2 separate regions of the Mus musculus genome follow, and region 1 is linked to region 2. Evidence: chromatin loops called from intact Hi-C (ENCODE). Cell type or tissue: heart. All regions are shown on one strand.

What was found. Peaks named below come from ENCODE experiments on the same cell type or tissue, not always from the same donor. Only the 100,000 strongest peaks of a DNase experiment are listed, where the experiment ranks them.
Region 1: it touches region 2 in a loop (5-fold over the local background); 26 of 42 quality-filtered maps call a loop at or near these places.

The regions. Positions count from the first base shown.
Region 1 is chr12:33,278,582-33,283,581 of GRCm38, forward strand. All of the region lies in intron 3 of Atxn7l1 (ataxin 7-like 1), which reads left to right. Among named protein-coding and RNA genes, the nearest start is that of Gm38649, 23 kb to the left of the region's middle. In heart, no CTCF peak of the experiment used is centred here; no DNase peak of the experiment used is centred here.
Region 2 is chr12:33,331,956-33,336,955 of GRCm38, forward strand. The region is part of intron 4 of Atxn7l1 (ataxin 7-like 1); the gene reads left to right. Among named protein-coding and RNA genes, the nearest start is that of Atxn7l1os2, 60 kb to the right of the region's middle. In heart, a CTCF peak has its summit at 4,963 (motif pointing right); a DNase peak (open chromatin) is centred at 2,136; H3K27ac peaks cover 228 bases; H3K27me3 peaks cover 357 bases.

The sequences.
Region 1 (5,000 bases), 53 kb before region 2:
CACACACACACACACACACACACACACACACACACACACACACACACCAACCCCTCAAATCTCCATTCTAGTAGATCTAAAATCTATGAGCCCAGGGGTCATCATAAACAGGTCTGTCCCTGGTCTTTCTCACCTGGGAATGCTACAACGTGGATACAGCAGACAACTTAACACCTGACACCACTGATCGCCCGTCTGTGACATCTGCCTTCCCGTGCCTAGAGCAGAGACTGCTTTGACTTCAGCATCCTCTAAGACACATCCTTCCACCCCAGCCTCTGTTCCTAGGCTGCAGCCTGCTTGGTTGGACTTCCTGTTTTATTTTTGAATCTTTACTGCCCAAGCCATGGTAGGCAAAGCATGTGTGAATGGCACACAGTGACTTGAATGCCAGCCCCTCACCCAGTCCCCTGGTTGGCCGTGGTGGAAGGTGGTTCCCTGTCTCCCTTTTCAGTCATTACCCTCTACTTGCCCTCCTAACCTGGCTAGCCCCACTTTGTGCTTTTACAGTTAACAGCAGACATGCTGAGGGTGAAGATGCTCCCCTGGACTGTGACAGTGGCCACCACCGGGGACTGCTCAGGGATTCCCCCCACCCTCCCCTCTTTCTCAACCTTCCTGGCTCCCTCGCTGCTTCAGTCCTGGCCTCATAGAAGGTGAAACTGAATCTTGTCTTTCTGGTTTCCTATAATCACTTGACTAATTCTGGGTGGTGCCCAGGAGCTCAGAATTCAGACCCCAGATTGCAGCTTACAGTTCAGATAAGAACTTCTGGAAAATGCCCTGCCCAACTGTGGACACAGAGATGGGACACAATACTTGGACTTTCTGGCCTGCCCAGGTGTCCTCTAGCTGCTTAGCAGGAAGAGAGAGAGGAGATTCCTGATAAAGACTCAGAAGTCAACCTCTGATGTGACCTGCCATTTGTTAATGTAGTCATTCCTTTAAAAGGAGTTAGTAAAACGAGAATTCTATGTTTATTCTATGATTGTTTATAAAACTCTGATTTTAGCTCTTACTGCTTCCCATCTTAACCGAATTGGTGAGCTATTTAGTTGACATTAGCATTCCATACTTGTAAATCTTGTTAAATCATTAAGTTGGTTAATGGTTCAACTTCTGATTTTAAAATAGTAATATTCATCCTGGTGTGGTGGCATGTGCCTTTGATCCCAGCATGCAGGAGGCAGTGGCAGGCCAATCTCAGTGACTTCAAGGCCAGCCTGATCTACTGAGTGAGTTTCAGGCCAGCCTGATCTACTGAGTGAGTTCCAGGCCAGCCTGATCTACTGAGTGAGCTTCAGGCCAGCCTGATCTACTGAGTGAGTTCCAGGCCAGCCTGATCTACTGAGTGAGCTCCAGGCCAACCTAATTTACTGAGTGAGGTCCAGGCCAGCATGATCTACTGAGTGAGTCCCAGGCCAGCCTGATCTACTGAGTTCCAGGATTGCCAGAATGATGTACAGAGACCCTATTTGTGAAAACCCAAAATAAATAAAAATAAATAAGTAATATTCTTAATGTCATACAAAATTTTTGCAGATTAACGAGGAAATGGGGGATGTATTAATTAAAGAATGGGCATGAGTAGACAGTTCACAAGAGATCAAATTCAAGTGGCCAATTAACATGAAAAATGTTCAACCGTACTGGTAATCAAGAACAAAAATTAAAACAAGCACAGAGCATTTTTCATGTAACAAAGTGGTGAGTGTGTGTGACTTACTGTTACCCAATTTTTATCAAGATGTAATCCAGACTCTAACAAGCCCGCGGGTATGTAGATAGGGCTCCCTGTCTGTTGGATCTGTGGCCTGGTATTTATATAAAATATAAACAGATTCTGGGTGGTGGTACATGCTATTAGTCCCAGCACTTGGCAGGCAGAGGCAGGCAGATATCTATGAGTTTGGGGCCAGCATGGTCTACAAAGTGAGCTCCAGGACAGCCAAGGCTACACAAAGAAACTCTATCTCAAAAATTAAAAATAAAAACCAAATGAATAAATAATAAACAGAAACGTATGTATGAGATTGTGTCTAGAAGCCGGCTCTGGTGGCCCTGTCTGTAATCTCAGTACTCGAAAGGCTGAGGCAGCAGGTGCACTAGAGTTTAAAGCCAGACTGCAATAAAAATTAGACTGTTTTGTTTTTAAGTGTGCTATAGATTTATCCCTCGTAGCAAAGCTTGCAAACAATCTCCGTGCTCACTTATACCAAGAAATGTCTAAAATAATATTTTAAAAACATAAACATAACACAAAAATGTCCATGATGTAATGTGATAGAGGTAGAAGGTGATTACTCCATACAATCACACTTATTTTTATGTTAGTTATGTGTATGCACATTTGTTTTTTTGACGGCATGTGTTGCGACACACCAAATGTGTAGTACCTGACAAGGCCAGAAGGGGGCACCAGATTCCCCTGGAACTGGAGTTGCACAGGGTCTTGAGCTGCTGTGTGCATACTGGGAATTGAACCCTGGTTTTCTGCAAGAACACCCAGTGCTGAGCCATTGCTCCAGCCCTGAATCACATTTTTAAGATTATGTGCATATTTTAAAAAACTTGTTGAGACTTGGCCTCATGTAGCCAAGAGCAAACATCTGATCCCTTTTGCCTGAGATTCCAAGTTTGTAACCACACAATTTATATGGTGTTGGGTTAAAGAGGAACCATGGTGGATACTCTTGGTAGGTGTCCCATGCTTAACTAATTTTTTTGTATAGCCTAGGACCACTTACCCAAGAATGGTGCAGTCTAGAGTGACCTAGCTCCAATTACATATGTTAATAATCAAGATATCTACACATATATATTAATCTGATGTAGGCATTGTTCTCCTTTTTCTCCTTCCCTCTCTTCCTCTCTTTCTTCCCTCTTCATTGCCCCCACCACCACCACCACCACCACACACACACACACACACACACACACTCTGATAAGGTCTCACTATATACCTCTGGCTAGTCTGGAACTCGCTATCTAGACTGGCTGACCTCTAATTCAGAGATCCACCTGCCTTTGCCTCCCTAGTTCTGGGATTAAAGGCCTATGCCACCATGTCTGGCTTAATCTTCCCTTCTCAGATGACCAGGCTGTGCCAAGTTGACAGTTAAGGCTAACCAAGACTGATCAACCCAGGACTCTGTGCACGTTAGGCGAGCACTAACAAGTAAAATAGAGTTCCAGGACCAGCAATGTATATAGACAGACAGACAGACACAGAGATACATAGGCAGGCAGACTCACACATACACACACACACACACACACACACACACACACACACAGAGAGAGAGAGAGAGAGAGAGAGAGAGAGAGAGATACACAGAGACAGAGAGAAAGAGAGAGAGACATACACACATAGACAGACACACACACACAGATACACAGAGACAGAAAGAGAGAGACAGACAGACAGACAGACACATACACACATAGACACATACACAGACACAGAGATACATAGACTCACACACATAGATACACAGAGAGAGACAGACACATACACACATAGACAGACACACACACACAGAGACACACACACACAATAGTGTGGGGACTGGGTGAGTTTTGTTTTCTTTCTCACCACATCTGAAATTTCTAAATCTCTGTTCTACACTTGATGTTTTTATAATTTAAGTCGGTGCCAGAGTTAAGGTATTTCAGGACCGGTCATATGCTGGTTTGATTGTTTTATTTTTCTAAGCCAGCATCTAAAAGGATCAGAAAACAGCCAGGCTCTATTGGAGACAGTCTGTCTTTTGGGGAGTCTCCAAACGCCGAAAATAATAATGAGAAAGCGACATCTGTACAGGCCTCCGTTCCGCCACCTACATCCTTTTATTGAAATTTCTCCTCACAGAGATGAAGGGTAACTACTGGCTTGCCCCAGTGGGATTTTTATTTATATAATGAAAGCTCGCATTACATTTTTTTATCTTAAAAAAAATCCTTTCACTTCTTCCCGCACCCCTTCCCCCGATGGAAAAGCAGACTTCATGGTGCCATCTGAGAATAAGGTTAGCTTCAGATGATTCAGGTGTATTCTAAGAACCTAAGAACCCAGAGTCTTACCTCTTCCTATGTCCCTTTCATTCTTTTACCCTTATTATTCAGTTTAGGGGGAGGTTATGTGTGTGTGTGTGTGTGTGTGTGTGTGTGTGTGTGTGTGCATGTGTCTGTCTGTCTGTCTATATATATCTCTCTCTGTGTCTGTGTGTGTGTGTCTATGTGTGTGTGTGTCTCTCTATGTCTGTCTGAGTTTGTGTATATCTGTGTGTGTATGTGTGTTGTGTATGTGTCTGTCTGTCTCTCTGTATCTGTGTATCTGTCTCTCTGTGTGTGTATATGTGTCTGTCTATGTGTGTGTCTCTCTGTGCGTATCTGTCTCTGGGTATGTATGTGTACTTGTTTCTCTCTGTGTATGTATGTCTGTGTGTCTGTCTCTATGTGTGTGTATGTATGTGTGTGTGTATGTCTGTGTGTATCTGTCTTTCTGTGTGTTTGTGTGTGCCTTTATGTCTATCTATGTGTCTGTGTCTCTCTGTGTCTATCTGTGTGCATTTGTCTGTGTGTGTGTGTCTATCTATGTGTATGTCTACGTCTCTGTGTGTGTGTGTGTGTATGTGTGCACGCTGAAAAGTGAATCCAGGCCATTGGTCACATTAGACTTGTGTTTTCCCTTCCCCTGCCTGTGTCTGGTCAGGATGGTCCCACCACTGCAAGCAGTAGCCCAGCTTCAATGGGGCTGGAGGTGGAAGATGCACTTGGCTCAAGAAGGACTAATATGTCACAAGTGTGATCTGTGTTCATAGCCAATTTGTTGCCACTATTCTTCCTTCTCCACCTCCTGGGTGTGCAATGAGGGAACGTTTTTAAAAGCATATCAAGAACCACAGTTTTACCAACTGCTGTTGGGTAACGGATGAAGACCAAGCTGTTCCTTACACGTAAATCTCTTTGGTTCATGAGTGTGTCCCACTTACCCCCTG
Region 2 (5,000 bases):
GCGGAGCTCCACACAAACCGTGTGCCATTCATGTGCCCACACACACAATGAAAAGAGGGAAAGACATGGGCAGGAGGAGCCAGGTCTGGTAGTACAGGCCTGTAAGCTCAGCTACTTGGAAGTCCGTGTCAGGAGGATTAAAAGTTCAGGGTCTGCCAGGGCTCCAGAGTGAGTTCAAAGCCAGACTGGACAATTTAGCAAGACTCTGTCCCTGCGATAGGTTAGGGGAGGAACTCAGCAATAAAGTGTTCGTCCAACATTGCAGGAGGCTTTGGTCACCAGCATTACAAGAAAGAAAGAGGAAGAGGAAAGGGGGGAGAAAGAGGAAGACAGAGTCCCCAAGCCATTAAATCTGTCTTCTTTGAACTGCCTTAATCCTTCCCCTGCAGCTCTCTGAGCACTCTCCTCTAGTTTACCTGCCTGTTGGAGATCACCCCTGAGGAAGGCAGAAGCGACAGAGCCCCTGGCTGATGTTCCTGTAGGCCACAATGACACAGGGAGATGGGCAAATGATTTAGTCCCTGAGCAGAAGATAACTGGGAATGTGCCCACAGTCCCAGCACATGAACCCATGATCCCAGCGCTCAGAATGCTGAGGCGGAGTGGGGATGACCCCATCTCAAGAAAGAGAGAGGAAACAATGGTTGTTTGGTCTTTTGAGCCACATTGACCATTTTGTCCTTTATTATGAACCTCCGCTCTGCCAGGGACCAGGCTCTGGCAGAGTGACTGCCAGCCAGGATAACTTTGTCACCTGCTGTCCCTTCCCACCACAGCCAGCCCTGGTGAATAGATAGTTGATGTTGGCTGATGTGGGCAAGAGGCAGGGGAGAGATGGGAAGAGGTTTTCCTCCCATGGATGGCTTGTTGCCTTCTCCTTGGGCCTTATCAACCTGCACGTGTGTGTTGAATGCTAAATGTGCTCCACTATTAAAAATGCAGGAGATGAGCCTGCTGTTCCAGAAGGAAAATGAGCCAAAGCAGAAGAAAAAGCAGCAGGCTCCTGGCCTCCCTGTGCACACCCTACCGCACGGTGGGGGAGGGGCTCCCTCTTTCCAGACGGCCCCTCCCAAAATGCTTGGAAATGGGAGGTGAGTCTTCTGGGAGAGAGGGGACATGTGGGAGTTCATGTGCCCTGGATGTCTTCCCGGTGTTTTATGGAGAGGACCCAGCCAGATGCCTGTGGGAGAGACCTGGGGCTTAGCTCTTCTAGCCTGGTGCTGGCATGAATCAGGGGTTGGTTCCCAGAAGCCATAGGGAGTCATATTGGGGTGTCCATGCAGGCTGTGAAATCTTTGCCTTCCCAGTACATGCTCTCCCTACACACACACACACACACACACACACACACACACACACACACACTCATATACACTCGTGTACACACTCAAACATGCACACACACTTGCATACACACTCACACACATGCACATGCATACACAGACACACACACATGCACTCATATACACTTACATACACACACCAACATGCACACACACATGCATGCACATGCATTCATATACACTTACATACACATGCCAACATGCACACACACTTGCATACACATGCACATGCATACACACAGACACACACACACACTCATATACACTTGCATACACACACAAACATGTACACACACTTTCATACACATCATACACACAGACACAGACACACAGTCACAGACACACACACACACACACACACACACACACACACACACACACGCTCACTGTGCTGCACAGAACTCGTCAGTGGCTTTCGATTGTTTGCCTACAGAGACAGAAGCATATGAATGAAAAGGAATGAATGGGAATGTTTGTTCTAAATGTGTTTGTTCTTCTCTGAAGTAAATGGGAGCAGCTGGTCACAGAGTCCCTGGCCATTTCCTTGCTGTGTTTAGGGTTCTCCTTAAAGGGAGAGCCTGGGCATGGGATGCCAGGGCCATTTCGGGTGTCTCCTCTCAACACTCCCTGACAGGGACATGGAAGACGTTCTTTAAGGAATCCCCATTTCTCTCCTGGGTCCGAATTGGCACTAGGGCTCGAGGAGACTTTCATGCTCTGGCCCTGGTACCCAGGTAACAGGCTCTCTGAAAGGACATCTTACAGCTCCAGCAGTGGGAGCCAGTGACCTCTGGTGGCCAGAAAGGGAAGTGTTCCCACTTGCTGCTCCTGAGACTAGCCAGCTCTAAGCCATTGCCAGGGACTAACTCACTCTTCCGGACTCCACTTAACCCCAAGTCCCTAGCCCCGCCTTCAGTGGCCTTCATGCTGTCTCTGAAATGATGTGAATCTTGATGACCAGCCGTCTCGTTCTTAGTTACGGGGGCAATGCACTGAGCATTTGATAAGGTCTGAAGCTGTCCTTGAGACCTTGAGACCGCAGCCCACAGCTGTTCCCAAGGGCAGCGTGTGCAGCATCTGATGCCCTACTGCATTCAGACCACTCTTTAGCTTGCTGATTCTCCCACAGTCCTAGGGTACTAGGGCTCTCCAGGAATACTTAGCACCCCTTGGTCTCCTGGTGGGGCTGGGGAGCCCTTTCTAAGCTCCACACCCTTAGAAGTCCAGAATAAGAGAAAACTGTGGAGAACAGGGCCTCCTTCATCCCACTGAACAGCCTAGAGGTGTACAGATAGCCTCCCCCAGAAGACAAGGTGCCCTGGACCCTCAGAGTCCCCATGCTGCCGAAGTGCAGGAATTGTCTGATGTTAGTAGGCTGGGCTTCCTGCTTACTCCTCTGGCAGAAAGCCCCATCCACATCTAAGCTGTAGTGACTCACCCAACCTTGGCAGTGCCTAAGGACTGAGATGCAGGATGCGGAGCCCTGGACAGGGGGTCTCTGAGTATGGAATGGCTTGTTCCCTTCTTCCATTTTTGTCTCTCCACTGTAGTCCCAGGATTGGTCTTCTCTGGGTGAGTTTGGAAGCCACCTGCTCCCACCTGTCTGTTGCCTCCCACTCTGTCCACTGCAACCGATAAGGACAGAAGGGACAAAGGGTTTCTGACAGTGAACCACGGCTTACACCTCAGGAGGGCCCATGAGAGAGTGAATGGCGTGGTTCTCTCTCTTCTGTTTCACTTCAACCTTGAGGCTGTGCTTCGCACCTAAGAGACCCTCTGGGCCCATTACCTCATCCAATTGTTCCAAATGTCATGTCTTCCTTTCACTGATAAGGAAACTTAGGCAGGCCTGTGGGGCTGAGATATGATAGTCAGGTCTGTCCCACCGAGGAAGGAGGGAAGAACTAAAACCCAGGCTTGCTCACTAGCCAAGCCCTCATCTTGTTACCCCTCACAAGGACAGAAGTCTGTAGGAGCTCGCTGAGACCCTAAGGCTAGGGAGCTGCATGCTTTATGCCCTCACCAGAAAGTATCCAGCCACAGGAAAGACAGGATTCAGGGGTGGGACACCTCCACAGTCAGTGAATTTGCCAGAACCTTTTATGTTATTTGCTTCTGATCATTTTGTGTGTCTGGAGAATGTTGTGTGTGTGTGTGTGTGTTCACGTGAGTGCGTGTACTTGTGGAAGCCAAAGTCAGGGGTTATCAGGTAGCATCCACATGCTTCGTTTTTGTCTTGAGACAAGGTCTCTTATTGGCCTGAGACTCACCAAGCAGGCTATGCTGATTGGCTAGTGAGTCCCACTGATCCTGTTCCAAGTTGTCCTGCAGTAGGATCACAGGCATGTTCCACCACACCCACCCTTACACTGTGCCTGCTAGATGTCAAATGTAGGCCCTCAGACTTACACAGCAAGCACTTTATCAACTGGGCTCTCTCCCCAGCCCCTGCCTCTGACCCCTTTCTACAATTCATCAAAGTCAGCTTATCCAAGCTCCCGTGTTCACCCACACACCACACCCCTAACTTGTCTCAGGGAGGAAATCTCATATGTGCCCTCCTTTATGACTTTGCAATGGAGTTAAGAGGCTAAGCTTTGCAGCCCATGGTGAAGATTACTAGTGACGATGTTGTCCCCTTCTTGGCCAACGGTGGGCCTTTGACGCGCTTTCCCACACGTTCTGTGTACCGCCAACCACTCTGCTGCCAGGACCACTCACCCCCAGCAGCCGTGTGGTGTGCCCGCATTTCTCAGTTTACCGAGAGCGTGTTGTGTGGGAGAGGGTCCAGGCCACGCAGAGAGGGGTGGCGCACAGTGTTGATATTTTCCCTTCTCTGCCTTAAGATAGTATTAGATCAGCCCAGTAGATGTTCTTATCTACACGCCCTGTGGTTAGAAATCTTCTGCTATGGTTTGCTAAAGGTATTTACAAGCTGGCTTCTTGAACATTCTCCCAGATGCCTCAAAAGCAGGGTAGAGGAGGACTACCCATTCATCAGGGTGTATGCGGTACCCACTATATCTGTCGTGGCAGGGCAGGATTCTGTGGCTGTTCCTTCTACCCATTCTTCGTGACCCCTTGATTCTTAAACCTGCCAGTCTGTCCCTAGTATTTGTTCAGCTTCAAGGATTCCAATTAGAAATAATTTTCTGGTGGCAGCCTTTCCCCAACCCCTCAGTATATCTCCAAGTGCCAAGTAGAATTCCGACTCCAGGAGTAATGTTAAAAGATCTAAATTCCTTTTTATTGGGATGTTTTAATGCTACCACCACTTGGAAGGGAGGAGGCTCAGTGAGGCGGCCTATCAGGGGGTCTGCTAATAAACCAGAGACTCTCCAGACTCTGCCAGGCCTCTCATACAAGCATGCGGATCTCTGTCAAATGAAGCGGTGGAAGAGATCAGACAGCCTCGAATTCACATCAGACACATAACCCACAGCACAAATACCATATGTCCTCACACTCCTGTCTGTCAAATCTGTCTTTACCCCACTTGTTAAGTGGAGAAAGGCTGGCAATAATTTCCGCAAACCTACAGACTTTCCGAACCATTCTCTTCAGGCATATCTGTTGACTATAGAAGAATAAGTCGTGACCAGCATGAAAGCATGGCCGGCAGGGGGCAGCTGGTCCTGCAGCCCGGTAGTGACTCTC